Regions from separate parts of the Homo sapiens genome. Here region 1 is linked to region 2. A link is a contact called in ENCODE Hi-C data. All regions are on one chromosome and are shown on one strand. Each heading gives the region's core, a stretch centred on a gene start or an enhancer-like site at or near the end of the contact. The rest is flanking DNA. Distances are from core to core; before and after follow the strand shown. Region 1 overlaps CARMIL1 (capping protein regulator and myosin 1 linker 1). Region 2 has its middle 120 kb from the start of RIPOR2.

What was found. A loop is a pair of places that touch in the nucleus more often than their neighbours do. Pooled maps may share reads with other maps.
Region 1: a pooled map shows a loop between it and region 2 (2.8-fold over the local background). The contact joins two enhancer-like sites. A Hi-C loop is called at or near these places in 3 of 37 single-sample maps with no recorded cell type and 2 of 50 pooled maps.

What each region holds. Positions count from the first base shown.
Region 1 is chr6:25,399,875-25,406,640 of GRCh38, forward strand. All of the region lies in intron 2 of CARMIL1 (capping protein regulator and myosin 1 linker 1), which reads left to right. All of the region lies in intron 1 of LOC124901281 (a long non-coding RNA gene), which reads right to left. Among named protein-coding and RNA genes, the nearest start is that of CARMIL1, 120 kb to the left of the region's middle. RefSeq lists an enhancer at 4,874-5,083. Within about 2 kb of position 5,022, at least 10 of the 41 ENCODE cell types and tissues checked have a DNase peak (open chromatin) inside an H3K27ac peak, as active enhancers do.
Region 2 is chr6:25,052,018-25,059,167 of GRCh38, forward strand. No RefSeq gene overlaps it. Among named protein-coding and RNA genes, the nearest start is that of RIPOR2, 120 kb to the left of the region's middle. RefSeq lists enhancers at 2,089-2,258, 4,239-4,368, 4,509-4,568 and a silencer at 7,076-7,150. Within about 2 kb of position 1,999, at least 6 of the 41 ENCODE cell types and tissues checked have a DNase peak (open chromatin) inside an H3K27ac peak, as active enhancers do.

The sequences.
Region 1 (6,766 bases), core at 3,772-6,271, 350 kb after region 2:
GTTAGCTAGGCTGTGTGCTAAAAAGTTTTATATACATCCTCTTATTTAATCTTCACGACACTTATAGGAGGTAGATACTACATTATGTGTTTTTACAGCCAAGGGTGAGGTGTAGGGGATCTGATAATTCGCTCCAAATCACACAGCTAGTAAATGGTGGAGCTGGTCCAGGCGTGTCTGTCTTGAGAAGCGCTGTACCATTCACCTTACAATTATATCTGTAGGTATTGTCTGACTCATAGAATCCATGCAGTACATCTGTGCAGCTTCCATTTCTGTCCTTAGCCTCAATTCCTTTCTGTCTTTAGTTCTCTATCTTTACCTTAAAATCTCCATGTAAATCATGCTAACCTAGCACGATCCATGGTGCACCCACTTGGCATTTTCAGGGAAAAGGGATAAGGCCTATAAAGAAAGTCCACACCCAGCGCCTGGTTCTGCCTGTGCCCATTCTGACTGCTTTATCTTCAGTGCTTTAGATGAATGTGCATCTTCCTGGATGCTTTTCCTTCCTGCATGATTTGGAAGAATTAGAATCAGTCTTCCTTCCATGAGTTTCCCAGGGAATCAGAGGGACTTTTTAAGCATAATGATGGAATTTTTATTGTCACCTTTTGTTGTAAAATGCTCTATAGATGAGAAATAGATTATATCCATCCCCCCACCAGCTGTGCTTCATGGTAATGGCCAAAAAAATGTTCAGAATTAAGACTGGGAATTTTTTGAATTCATATCCCAAAGCTCCTTTAAAAACTTATAACTTGGGGAACTAAAACAAAGTCATTTTAGAAGGAAATGGGTTTTTCTCTAATAATGGCCATCAGAATGATTACCCAAGTGATGTCACACAGCTGGCAACCTTCTTAGGGAAGGTAACTGATAGCAGAGGAAAGTCTGCCTTTCTCTATGTTAGCACTTCAAAAACCAATTGTTCCTAGAATCTTCAGTGTCATCATGAAACATATATAAAGCCTCTGCCTATTGTTTGAGTCTCCTCTCACTAAGAGGAACCATCAATTCAGACTTGCCCAGACTCATTGAGAAGACCAGGCTAACCAAGCCATCCTTAAGAAATTTTTCTAAATTCCAAGAAGCAAAAGAATATATTTTTATTATTAAATAGCTAACATACTTACTTTAGTTTAGATTTATGATATAGTTCTAGTTTTAGGGTTTTCCTGCATATTGTATGGTACTTTTATCTCCATATATAATATATTTAGTATATTTATGCTTATTTCACAGGAACTAATAACATTTATACAGTTTTGAATTATTTTAACGGTTCACATTTGTTTCACCTTTGCTTTTATAACATTGTTATGTCTCAGCTCTTAATTAATAATGTTGCAGGGATGCAATTGCTAATTTTAATATTCCCCCCCAGAAGAAACATTTTATACACAAACACACACACACAAAATGTATATGTATATATACATACACACACAAAATGTGTGTGTTTATAGATACACATATAAAATGTGTATATGACATTGTGTGTGTATATATATTGGAGTAAAAAGCAAGGATAGTCAGCTCCTATGTTTGCTTATACAAGACACAGGAACTCAAGCTCGCTTGCTTGTAAAGTGAATAAAATTGTGTTCTTATGCAAGTGTCACAGTTTTCCTGGGACTCAGTTTCCTCATTCTCAAAGAAGGAATTTAACTGATGAATTCAAGGATCAACTCTAAACTCATTGAATTGCCTTATTAATCTCTTGGGTCATGCAATTCAGTGATATAACTAGGGTTAGCCTGAGTGTTTCAAAGCAAGATTAATGGAAGCTCATTCGCCAGCTGTCGGGTTAGGAGATTATTCACAAATGTTGCCCTGTCATTTGAATCTGGTAGGGTTTGCTGATGAATAAATGAACCCCATTATACTGACAGCCACCTCACTAATCGATCCTAACTAAACCACCTTATCCTCTTCACCTTCCAATTGTGTAGCCAGCAACTTGCCAGATCTCAGGGACGTTGTTGGGACATGTGGAAGGTCTGAGACAGAGGGCCGGAAGGACAGACAATGCCACCAACTCTATTAATCAGTCCGCATTTCTCAGACCTGGCTCTCAGCCTACTGAATTTGACAACCAAGGATTTGCGTGTAGTTTTTTTTTTTTTTCATTTTCAATTAATTTCCCTTTTTATGCCTTCCTAATTTCTCTTCTTTTCTGACTAAGCTATATATTTACACTGTGAAATTGACTGTCATTAATCTTTTTCTGCCTTGATTTCCTCAACTAAAAAATGGTTAAACTAATACCAGCCCTTTCATTCATGGTGATCTTGGGAGGAAAAAAAAAAGAGATAACTGATGTCAGAGAGTGCTTTGAACTTAAAGCAGGAAGATTGTTCAATTATAATAAGACTCTTCTATCTTTATTTTTATGTGACATTTAGAATGTTAGCGTTGAATACGCGTCAAGGAAGAAAATCCCATTTTGAATGACAGTGTTAGAATGACGGCCTGTAAGATATTGGAATTGCATGCAAAAACCAAGAAAATGTGTTTAAAAACTGCTAAGACCAAGCCAGCTACTGTTTCTTTTCAAAGAATATATGTAGGGAATAGGAGAATTAGGTAACTCTAGGGCATAATAAAAAAGAAGAACATGTGCTTTCTGATTTTGCCAATCTATTTTGTACTTACTTTATAATTCAATTTTAAGAGTAAAGTGTAATGTCTGATTCATGAATGTTTTACTGTGTAGTGATTTTTTCTTCTTCTAGAGCTGTATGGTCCAGTATGATAGCCACTAGCCATAATTGCTATATTAATTTAAATTAAATAAAAAATTTAGTCACACTAGTCACACTTCGAGTGCTTAGTAGCTACATCGTGGCTGGTGGCTCCTGTATCTGAATGTGCAGATACAGAACATTTCCAGAAAGTTCTGTGAGAGAACACTATTCTAGGGGAACAGAGAAAAGGTGAAAGGATATTCCCATTCTCCCTTTTCCCAAAATTGTGTTTTAGAATTTAAATAGAATCTCAGGTTATATATTATAGGTATTATATTTACAATATACATTTGAAATTATTAGAGCATGAAGGTGGTGGTTGAGCAGGAAAGCACAACTCCAGAAGATCATTTTTTCCCCTACTGAGGACAAACATAATTTGATAATCTTCAGAATAACACTTGGAAAATTCTGGAACCAGCTGTTTCCTCTCAAGTTGCATTTCTTCCATAAAGAGTTTTTTTTTTTTTTTTTTAAAAACAAAACAAAAAACTTCATCTAGGTAACACAGTACCTAGACCAATCCAGGAGTCACTTAAATTGAATTGCTATGTAATTATTTCATGGGTGTAAACCAAACTGTTACCTTAGCAAAATAACTAGTTTTCTCTTATATTCCAATTTCACTTCCTCAGCAAAACCAATGGGCTCCATCATCAGTGTATATCTGGTCTGACCACCTCTCAGCACTCCTGCTAACCTCTGTGGCTTAACCATCACCATCTCTCACAAGCTATTGCCGTTGGCCCCTGCCTGAGCTCCCTGCTTCCACTCTCCTTCTCTCACCCAACATGGCAGTCAGAGATTGGCCTTCAGGGCAATTATCAGTCAGAACAGTGTGGACAACAGCCAATAAAGCCTCACAGACCTCCTGGCTCACCTCACCCCCACCTTATCACCCCTCTGACCTCCCCTGCGCTTACTCCCTTCAAGCCAAGGCTCTTCTTTATTTTTCAATTGCTGCAGGCATATTCTTGCCTCAGGGCCTTTGCGTTTGCTATTCCCTCTGTCTGGACCATGCTTATCCCAGATAGCCATATGGTTCTTTCTCTTACTGCCTTTAGATCTTTCTCAACCTCACTTCATAATTACGTCACACCAAGCTATTTAAAAATGCCACCCACCTAACCCACCACTCCTCTCCATAACCCCCAGGCATTAAGCACGCTCTATTCTCTTTTTGTACTACATTTTTCTCCATAGCACTTATCACCATAGATATGCCATATGTTTTACTTATTTATTCCTGTATAATCTCCTTTGAATGAAATATAAGCTGCTTGAAGGCAGAGCTTTATGTCTTTTTATCCTTGGTGCCTACCACAAGGTAGGCAGTCAGTAATTATTGGTTGAAAGAATTACTCAAATATTTAATGACAGTGTTTGTAAACAAAGAGTGCTAATCTAATTGAAATTCATTTTAGCAAGAGATAGAGAGTCAGGAAGACACATCCTCTGGTGTAACCCTGCCTCCCCTCCACTTCTAAGATTACTCTGGTTTTAGGCTCTGCTTTCTGCCTGGCTCAACAAGGGGCCTCCATTTCTCTCCTGCCTGCACTTGAGGAGCCACATAGAAGGGAGTTTGAACCAGGGCTTCAGGGAGTTGTCTGTGGACAGCTTCTGAGAGAGGGAAGTTGGGGCTTCCCATGTTGGCTGGTCCCTTTGCTGGCTGGCCAGTCCTTTGTCACCATGCCAGCATTCTCAATGGAGGCAAGAAGGGATCTTATGGGTTTTGCAGCAGGGCTGCTTTGGGTATATGTTTGTTTGAACGGGGTAGGGACAGTGGATGAAGGACCCACCTGGAGTTTGCTGCCTTGGGAGGGGAGGTGATGAGCTTTAAACATAATAGAGGCTGGGCGCGGTGGCTCATGCCTATAATCCCAGCACTTTGGGAGGATGAGGTGGGCGGATCACCTGAGGTCGGGAGTTTGAGACCAGCCTGGCCAACATGGTAAAACCCATCTCTACTAAAAATACAAAAATTAGCCAGGCATGGTGGCACACACCTGTAGTCCCAGCTACTGAGGAGGCTGATTCACAAGAATCGCTTGAACCCGGGAGGCAGAGGTTGCAGCGAGCCGAGATCTTACCACTGCACTCCAGCCTGGGTGACAGAGTGAGACTTCGTCTTAAAAAAAAAAAAAAAAATAGAGGTGCAGTGTTCCCTGCTTCACACTAGGAAGTGGTTAATGCCAAACTGGGGCACCCGGCCTGTTTCTGGCAAAGTGCAGGGGAAAGGAAAGCTTGGAAAGGGATCTGTAGCAGTAAAGACAGAGGAGTCACTTTTTGTTTGTTGGTTCCCACTGAGGCACGGCGGAGGAGGCACAGCTGTGCAGAGATCCTGGGTTGCTAATTTCTACATTAAAAGGTGTAGCAGCAGCAGTGTTTATGACTAAACCCGTCAACGTTTCACTTCCTCCTGTTGTGAAGACTGGGTTTGGCTTAAAAAGCTCTGCCTGAACTTTCAGTTTATCTTGAAACTTTGAGACATTTGTCAAAGTGCTGAATGGAGTTATTTTAGTAAATCAGTGATGTTTCTGTGTTCCCTGAGTGAAACACTAGCTGATCTCATTTACCTGAGCTTCGAGAAAGAAAATATTCTCTATTTTTAAAAATAGCTTTGCTCCCTTGAGCATGCCCTTTCTATATGCCCTGGCTTTAGAAGATGGGCTGCCTTATGTTTGAGATTTTTTATTCATTGCCACTAAAATAATATATGGTGATTTGTATACCTCATATAAGGTCTGCCTCATCAGTACCCTGACCCATCCTTTATTGATTATTTAGTTTTGTGGATTTAACCCTGTAGTCCTGTTGGCACAATCAAGGGCAAAATCAAGATCCAGAAAGACATCAGATACCTGAAATCCTTTATTAAAGTGGATTTTGCTTACCCTACATCCATTGTTAGAAATGACATTCCCAGATCGTAAGAGCTGCAGAATTCTGGAACTGAAACTCTGTCTTTCTGTAATGAATTTGTGAATGAGGAAGTTCTTTGAACACAGTAGGCAAAAGGCAGGGGTGTCAGCACTTGACACTTCTATGCCTTTCCTCTACTAGGCTATCTTTTTATTGTTCTATTTCTTTTCCTTTTGGCAGGTGAGTTGGGAATTAGCTAGTAGATCTGTTTTAAGTGGGTAAGCTGCAAACAACAGATTTTTAGGTACTTCCCTTATAGGATATGGCTATTAAACAGGAAGGATGTGTCAATTATGTGGTAGGCAGCAGGATAAAACAGGCAGGACAGAATTATTATCAGATTCACAGACCGTAGCAACTTTTTGCCTTCTAAAATCCTGAATTTTCAGAGGTGGAAATAGGGTGAGAAGGAGCAGTAAAACCTGTTGCATTCATTCACTCAACAGATATTTGAACACCTATTTTGTGCCAGGAATGTACTGGGCACTGAGAAATAGAGCTTTGAATAGGACAGATGTGGTCCCTGCTCCCAGGCACCTTGCAGTCTAATGGGGCTGGTAGATATTAAATATGTAATCCCACTGTTAATTAAAACTGTGATAAGTATTCATAAGAAAATGTGCAAATACGGTGGGAGTATATAATAGGGAGACCTGGTGTAGTCTGGACTTTCTTAGGGAAGTCCTTTACCTGAAGAATGAGTAGGCATGAGCCAGGTGAAGGTAAAGCAAGAGGGGGAAGGGATAGCTCCTAAAGCAGAGGTGGGGCAGGAGCCCTCCTCTTGGGAGAGCAACAGAAGGCCAGTGTGGCTGGGTTGAAGTGAGGCTGGAGGTGGAGGCAGGGGCCAGTGTAGTGGTGCAGAGCCACTGAAGAGCTTAAGCAGAGAAGGGACATAATAATGTTTGGGTTCTTAAAAGATCACGTTCAGATCCTATATGAGCAGGTGATTTGAGGGGGCAGGAGTGGATCTGTTAGAAGGCTATTGCAAGTGGTCCAGGAGCAAGAGGGTGGTGGCTTGGAATAGTATCATAGTAGTAGAGATGGAGAGAAGTGAATGGATGTAAGAGGTATTTAGGGAGGTAGACTGCATTGAA
Region 2 (7,150 bases), core at 749-3,248:
CATTTTACAGAAAATGAAACTGACCCTCAGATTAGGAGACACCTCCAAGTTGGCACAGCAGGTTGGTAGATCAGGACCAAGTTGTACCACACCTTCTCCCCAAACCTCAATACAATGTGCTTTCCACTGCTGCTCCGATAAGATTTCAAGGCATTTTTAAGGCTTAGAACACTTTTGGGAGACAGTTTTTGTGGAATCAAGGCAGACAATTTTGGAGTATGAAAGAAAAAGCTATGAGGCTAGAAGAGAGGACAGTGTCTGCATCTTATCTGTTCTCTTCTAGTCAGACACAGCCCATTACTGCCCTCTCTCCTTCCTTCTCTTTCTCCCTCCCAAACTGGCTTCACCAGCATTTCCTGTCTTGATGACCTTCTACCCAGTTGCTCAAGACAGTGCCCTAGGTGCTACTCCTTGCTTCCTAGCCCTTATGTCCCACATTCAAACCAACAACTGACCCACCTGATTCTGCCTCCTACTTGTTGATGAAAAGAATCAAACTCTGTAAAATATTCGAAGATATGTGTTCTGAGCCAAATATGAATGATCATGTCCTATGACACAGCCCTCAGGAGATCCTGAGAACATGTGCCCCAGGTGGTCAAGGCACAGCTTGGTTTTATACATTTTAGGGAGACATGAGACATCAATCTAATACATTGAAGCTATACAATGGTTCAGTCCAGAAAGGCAGGACAACTCAAAGTTGGGGTGGAGCTTCCAGGTTACAGGTAGATTTAAAATTTTTGTGGTTGACAATTGAGTTTATCTAAAGACCTGGGATCAATAGAAAAGAAATGTCTGGGTTATGATGAAAAGTTGTGGAGACCATAATTTTATCATACAGATGAAGCCTCTGGGTAGCAGAGAATAGATTGTAAATGTTTCTTATCAGCTTTAAGGTCTGTGTTGATGTTAATGCTGGTCAGCTTTTCCTGAATTCCAAAAGGGAGGAGAGTTTAATGAGGCAGGTCTGACACCCCCTTCCCATCATGGCCTGAACTAGTTTTTCAGGTTAACTTTGGAATGCCCTTGGCTAAGAGGAGGGTTCTGTTCAGATGGTTAGGGGGCTTAGAATTTTATTTTTGATTTACAACACCCAGGAGTCTAGTTTGAGTGGCTCATCACCTAGGCATAAAAGAAAGTTCCTATGCATTGAGTTTAAGCTTCAGAAGATAGAAATCTAGACACTGCCTGGAGAAACAGATACAGAAATAACTATGATATTTCCCTGACCCCTTAATGGGCGGAAACTGGAGTGCAGGGGTGCTGGAACTAGCCAGCCACTTCAGCACCAGCAGGGGTGAATTCCACTCACTCATGGGATGGGGAGCACACAGGTGAGCAGGTGCAGGAGGTGGGGCAAGTGCTTTTAGGCACTAGCAGGAGCAAAACTCTGTGCAGGTCCCGAGGCAGCATCTGGCGCCTGCGACCTCTGAAGGCCCAGAAGGAGTGTTACAGTGCCCTTTTAGCTTTGCCATCTGCAGACAGCTTAAGTGTTAATAGCTCAGTGGAGCATCAGCACGATAGCCTTTTGCAACCACACTCATGGCACCCAAGTTCTTGTCCGGCATCCAGGAGGAACGAGGTTGCACAAACAAGTTGAAGATGGTAAATGCAGGGGACTTTATTGCCAATGAACGTGGCTCTCAGCAGGAAGGGGAGCCAAAGAGGGGATGGAGCAGGAAGGTAATCTTCCCCTGAAGTCTGGCTATCCCCAGTCAGACTCCTCTCTGAAGCTATGCCATCAAGCTGTCCCTCTGAAGTCAAGCTGCTTCTCTCCAACTTCCAACCATAGTCCTCGTTGTCCAGCTGCTTCTCCTTTCTCTGCTGGCCAAGCCTGGGGTTTTTATGGGCACAGAATGAGGGGCAGGGTGGGTTATGGGTGGTTTTGGAAAGGGCAACATTTGAGCAGGAAAGCAGGGATGTAAGTTCTCACTTTGGGCTGCAGTATCAAGAGTTTCAGCTTGAGAGTGGGGACCTACCCAGGGAACTGCCCTCTTCTGCGCAGAATTTCCCTGCTTCCTGTTCCTATCAACAGTAACTAGGTGTCAACTTACTAATTTAGCCACCCAGTGGCTGTCCCAAGAGCCCTCTAAATCTGCAATCACTGGAAGGCCTCACTGAAAAGTCTTCCTTTCTTCTGTGATTAAGGGCCTGATATTTTAACTTTTAGAATAACTTATTATGCAAATAGTGACCAATTGACATCAGTGGAGCAGAGTTGCCTTTATGAGTCAGAGTAGAGACAAGAGAGAGGTCTGTTTTCTCTCTTGATTAAATCAGCCCCAACGGAACAGCCCTGATTTAAACAGAAAAACATTTTTAAAGTAGTGATCTGTTTAACTTTTGTGGTGAGCTCCCTCTGGAGAAATATCTAGATGTAGAGGAGAAATATTTCCTTATTATACTTAGTTTTAAAAAGTCACTTTTTCTTTGACCTTAATGCCATGAGATTTGGATCCTTTTCAGTCTCGGCAGAAGAGAAGTGGGTTAAAGACTCCACCACCCGAAGGCAGCTTCTCTTCTTTTTACCTATAAGTAAACCATGAAATCAGAATCTCCCAGAACTTCAGAGCCAATGAGACCTCAGACATCACTGCCCCATACCTTCGTTTCATGGTAGAGGGAACAGAGCCTCAGGAGGAGAAATGTCTTGTCAACAGCCACAAAGCTAGTTAGTTCCTAAGGCATTATTAATAGTTCTGACTCATAGCTCAGGGCTCTTTCCATATTCACAAACCATTGCAAACCAGACTTCCCAGTTATAAAATATATGTGTTTTTCACCAATGTTTTAAACATTGTATTTTATGTGTGAGCAACCAGCATAACAAAGACCATCTTTTAAAACTTGTGCTATGAAACCAGAGATTCTCAAAAGTTTCATGCAGCTTGTTCCCAAAGGGACATCTGATTAGAGTAACATCTATTCTTATACATTTTTAGGATGGAGGAGGAAGCAATTGAAGGGAGATAAAGAAAGGAACAATAAGGGGTCTTTTCTCCTTGACATCTCTGCCAAGGCACCTTGACTCATGAGAGTGTCCAGCCTACTTGAGGAAAATTGTCCAAGAAGTCTAAAGGTTTCTTCCTTATGAGGTTAATTCAATTCACTTTTTAAAAATGTAGTAGGCACTGGGCATACAAAGATGAATGATACCCTTTATCCTGGGAGCTTAAAATCCAATGGAGAATGTAGAAGATACACAATACAGGTGGCCCTCCATATCTGTGACTTCTGCATACTAGGATTCAACCAACCTCAGTTAAAAATATTTGAAAAGGCTGGGCGTGGTGGCTCACGCCTGTAATCCCAGCACTTTGGGAGGCCGAGGTGGGCGGATAATGAGGTCAGGAAATCGAGACCATCCTGGCTAATACGGTGAAACCCCATCTCTACTAAAAATACAAAAAATTAGCTGAGCGCGGTGGCGGGCGCCTGTAGTCCCAGCTACTCGGGAGGCTGAGGCAGGAGAAAGGCATGAACCCGGGAGGCGGAGCTTGCAGTGAGCCGAGATCGCACCACTGCAGTCCGGCTGGGCGGAAGAGTGAGACTCCGTCTCAAAAAAAAAAAAAAAAAAAAAGGTTTGAAAAAATAAAAAATAATAAAACCACAATAAAAATAATACAAATTGAAAAGCAATACAGTATAAGGACACAGCATTTATATGTATTAGGTATTATTAGCAATCAAGAGATATTTAAAGTATATGGTAGGTTGTGCGCAGGTTACATGCAAATACTACACTAGTTTATATCAGGGATTGAGCATCTGAGGATTTTGGTGTCCTCAGGGGTCTAGAACTGATTCCCCACAGATACGGAGAGACAACTTGTCACTATACTACCAGATACAATGTGATTGGTGTCAGAGCAGCAGCAGTAAGTCATTTAGGCACCCAGAAGATGGAGAACCAATTCTGACAGGAGGAGGAAACTCAAGGCAGGTTTGGGGAGGAGGTGGCGTTTGAGCGATACTTTGAAAGATGGGGAATGAATCCAGGAGTGGAGAGGAGTGAAGAGAAGGGCATTCTTGGCCAAAGACACACAAGAGCAAAGGCTGTGAGGGAAGACGACATACCGTTATGAATGGGATGAAAGAAGGAGGGAAGGTTGGGAACAGAGGGTGCAGCCTGTTCCCAAAGGCAGGCCTGAGGGGAGGCCACTGCTGGAGGAAGCACAGCCTTTCTAGTTGCAGTAAAGAAAGAGAAGCTAGCCTTGGCATCGTGGGCCTCCTTCACCACTTGGGTGCCCTTCCTCTTCAGGAGACCACAGTTCTCAGGCTTCCTCCCTTCACCACAGCTGGCTTGAGCAGGAAGTATGGTAGATACTCATTCATACCACAGGGTGTTGCCATGGAAATGGATCAAAGTAAGGTGATATCCGAAGAGAACAGTAGCTGCCACTTAGAGCCTCAGAGAGGGGAGAAAGCCTTAATGGAGACTTCACACTCTAAGGTGTGGTCCAGAGTGTGCCTACGACCCAAGGCACCAAGACAAGACCTATCACCAGGAACTACCTCGCGAACTAAGCAAAATCTCAACAGAACAATGTACACCCACATCCGAAAGAAAATATGCTGGCGTGTAAAAAAGGAAGAAAAACTACCAAGAAAAATTAAACATTTCAGTTAACTGGCCAACGTATTTTAAAATGAAACAAACTTTTAAAAATACAAAAATATAAGCATTTATTGAGTGCTTACTATACACCAGACTTTGTGCTAAAGGTTTTTGAGGCATTATCTCCCACACACCTGGAAGTCCAAATCACAATCCAAAATGTGCTTAGTGAGAGTGGAATCTGAACCAAGTCTAGTTGTTGGATGCTGATGGTTCTTGTCATTGACTTAGGGTAACCAGTTTGTCCTGGTCTGCCCAAGACTTTCCTAGTCATTCCAGGAAACCCCTCAGTCCTAGGCAAACTGGGACAATTGATCACTCTACATCAAGTTATAATGGCCCAAAGTTTCCTTCTCCTCTTTTTAGGGCTTACTTGTGGAGAGGACTGCACATTTGTCTCACTGGGACATCTCTCCTGGATAGCATTGGATGAACATTGCCAAATTCCCATGTTTATATCTTACAGTGCTTTCCAATTTTCCCATGCTTCTTTTCTATATCTAATGCCATAGATTCATCTCAAGATGGTGAAGCAGAACTACAGACTGGCTTGCCCAATTCCATTCCCTCTTCTCGTGCGTCTTCCTGCCCTGTAGTAGGGGAAACTCATTCTCCACACTCACTTGCAGCTCAAGCTCCTCATGTGACTTAGGCACTGCTAAGCAGATGCAGTGATGTGAGTCTTGGAAGGAGCGAGTGAGAAAAGTCAGCTGTTGGCCTTGTGCAGGGAGAGGGGACCTTCTGACAAGCATAGTGGCAATAGCCAGCAGGGGCAGGGCAGCTACGGACCCAGAAGCTTCCTGATCATGGCAGAGGCCTGGTGCTTCCGGGGCCCTGCTGGCAACAGCTCCCTTAGTAGACCGGTTCTTTTGAGAGGTTCAGTCTAGATTGTGTACCTTCAACCCTCCCAATGATTTTTTGGAGCTATTAGTAGCCCTTTATACCTCTCCTTTTGCATACACTAGCCAGAGGATTCTGTAATTTACAACAAAAATCACAGCCTCACACAGATGGATCCTATACATAGGATGCCATCATCAACAGCCTAATAATGGCTTCCTGGAATGCTGCCTTGAAAGGAATTCTGAGACCTCATCCAGGCTTAGTGAGAAAGACTGCTCTGATGCGTTAGGACCTCTTTTATGGTCCCAGAGAGAGAAGAATTGCATTTGCATCAGACTTTTGCCATCTGTGGTTGAGACTATTGACAAAATCACTTATTTTTTCTTTTGTTTTACAACCATACTGTCATTTTAAGATGCTCTCTGCTAAGGTGTTGATAATTCTGGAAATCAGAAATTTTAGACATATTTCTTTAACCTTAATTTTAGAAATATAAACTACAATTGCCTTTGATATGAAGAACTGAATAATTGTTGATGTAAATTCTTGAAGAATGTAAATGCTCTGTTGAAAATTTATTGCTTAGTAAAAATAAAGATGATTAAAAGATATTTTACATTCTAGTGTTACATATTCACTATTACGTATCTACACATTACAGTATGTGTATATTATATTCAAAGAGTATTATAAGCAAAGTGACTAGGCAGAAGGAATGAAGATCTTACTCAAGTTTAAATCTATATATCCTATTTCCTATAATCATGATTACAACTTCCCTTTAATATTCAATAGTTTGAGAATGAAATTTTGCTTAGTCCTCTATAGAAATTGTAATATGTGTTTGTAAAAGGAAAGTATGTTTGTTCAATTGGCTGTAGAATATGAGTATTATAGGAAACTAAATCTTCTCACTTAAACTCCAGATGAGTTTGCGATCAGCCTTTTGGTATTTTCTACTCTACACATTGTTCACGTTTTCTTGTTAGAGAACACTTTGGCTGGACTTTCTTAAAGTTGTAAAAAGAAAATAAAGCCACCATGACATAATTTAAATACAACACAAAGCATGATTTCTTGAACAATTCTTAGAATCTGCGGTTCCTCATTGTACCACCCACACTAAAAAGGCTTGTCTCTCTTGAGAGAATTTTCTCTCTTGGAGGGATTTTGACTTTCACCTTCACAGGGCGAAAGGGTGAGGCTGTAGCAGAGATGCGATGGGCTGCTGGTGTCACAAGGCCCAGGCATTGCTTGTTCTGACCCTAGAGCCTAACCTGGGTGAAACCCTTGTGCATCAAACCTGGGGCGTGGGAGTGGAAAAGGAAACTCATGAAGTTGGAAAGAACTGAAAACAAATTTCCATTTCTTTCTCATTTCATCAGAAATGGTGTCCTCACTAAGGGTCTTTTAGTTGCAAGCAAGACAAATCCACTGCAACTATAAACGGATTTTTTTAGGTGGGGGGATGAAAAGGTAACAAAAGGTAAACAGATTAAGAAGAAAGAAATAATATTGCCTTTATTTGCACTTAATGTGATTGTCTATGTAGAAAATCCAAAAGAATTAACTAAGAAAACTCCTGGAACTAATAAGCAGTTACAGCAGGGACACAGGATACAAGATTATTACACAAAAGTCAATCACTTCCTTATATACCAGAAATGACCAAGTAGAAACTGACAT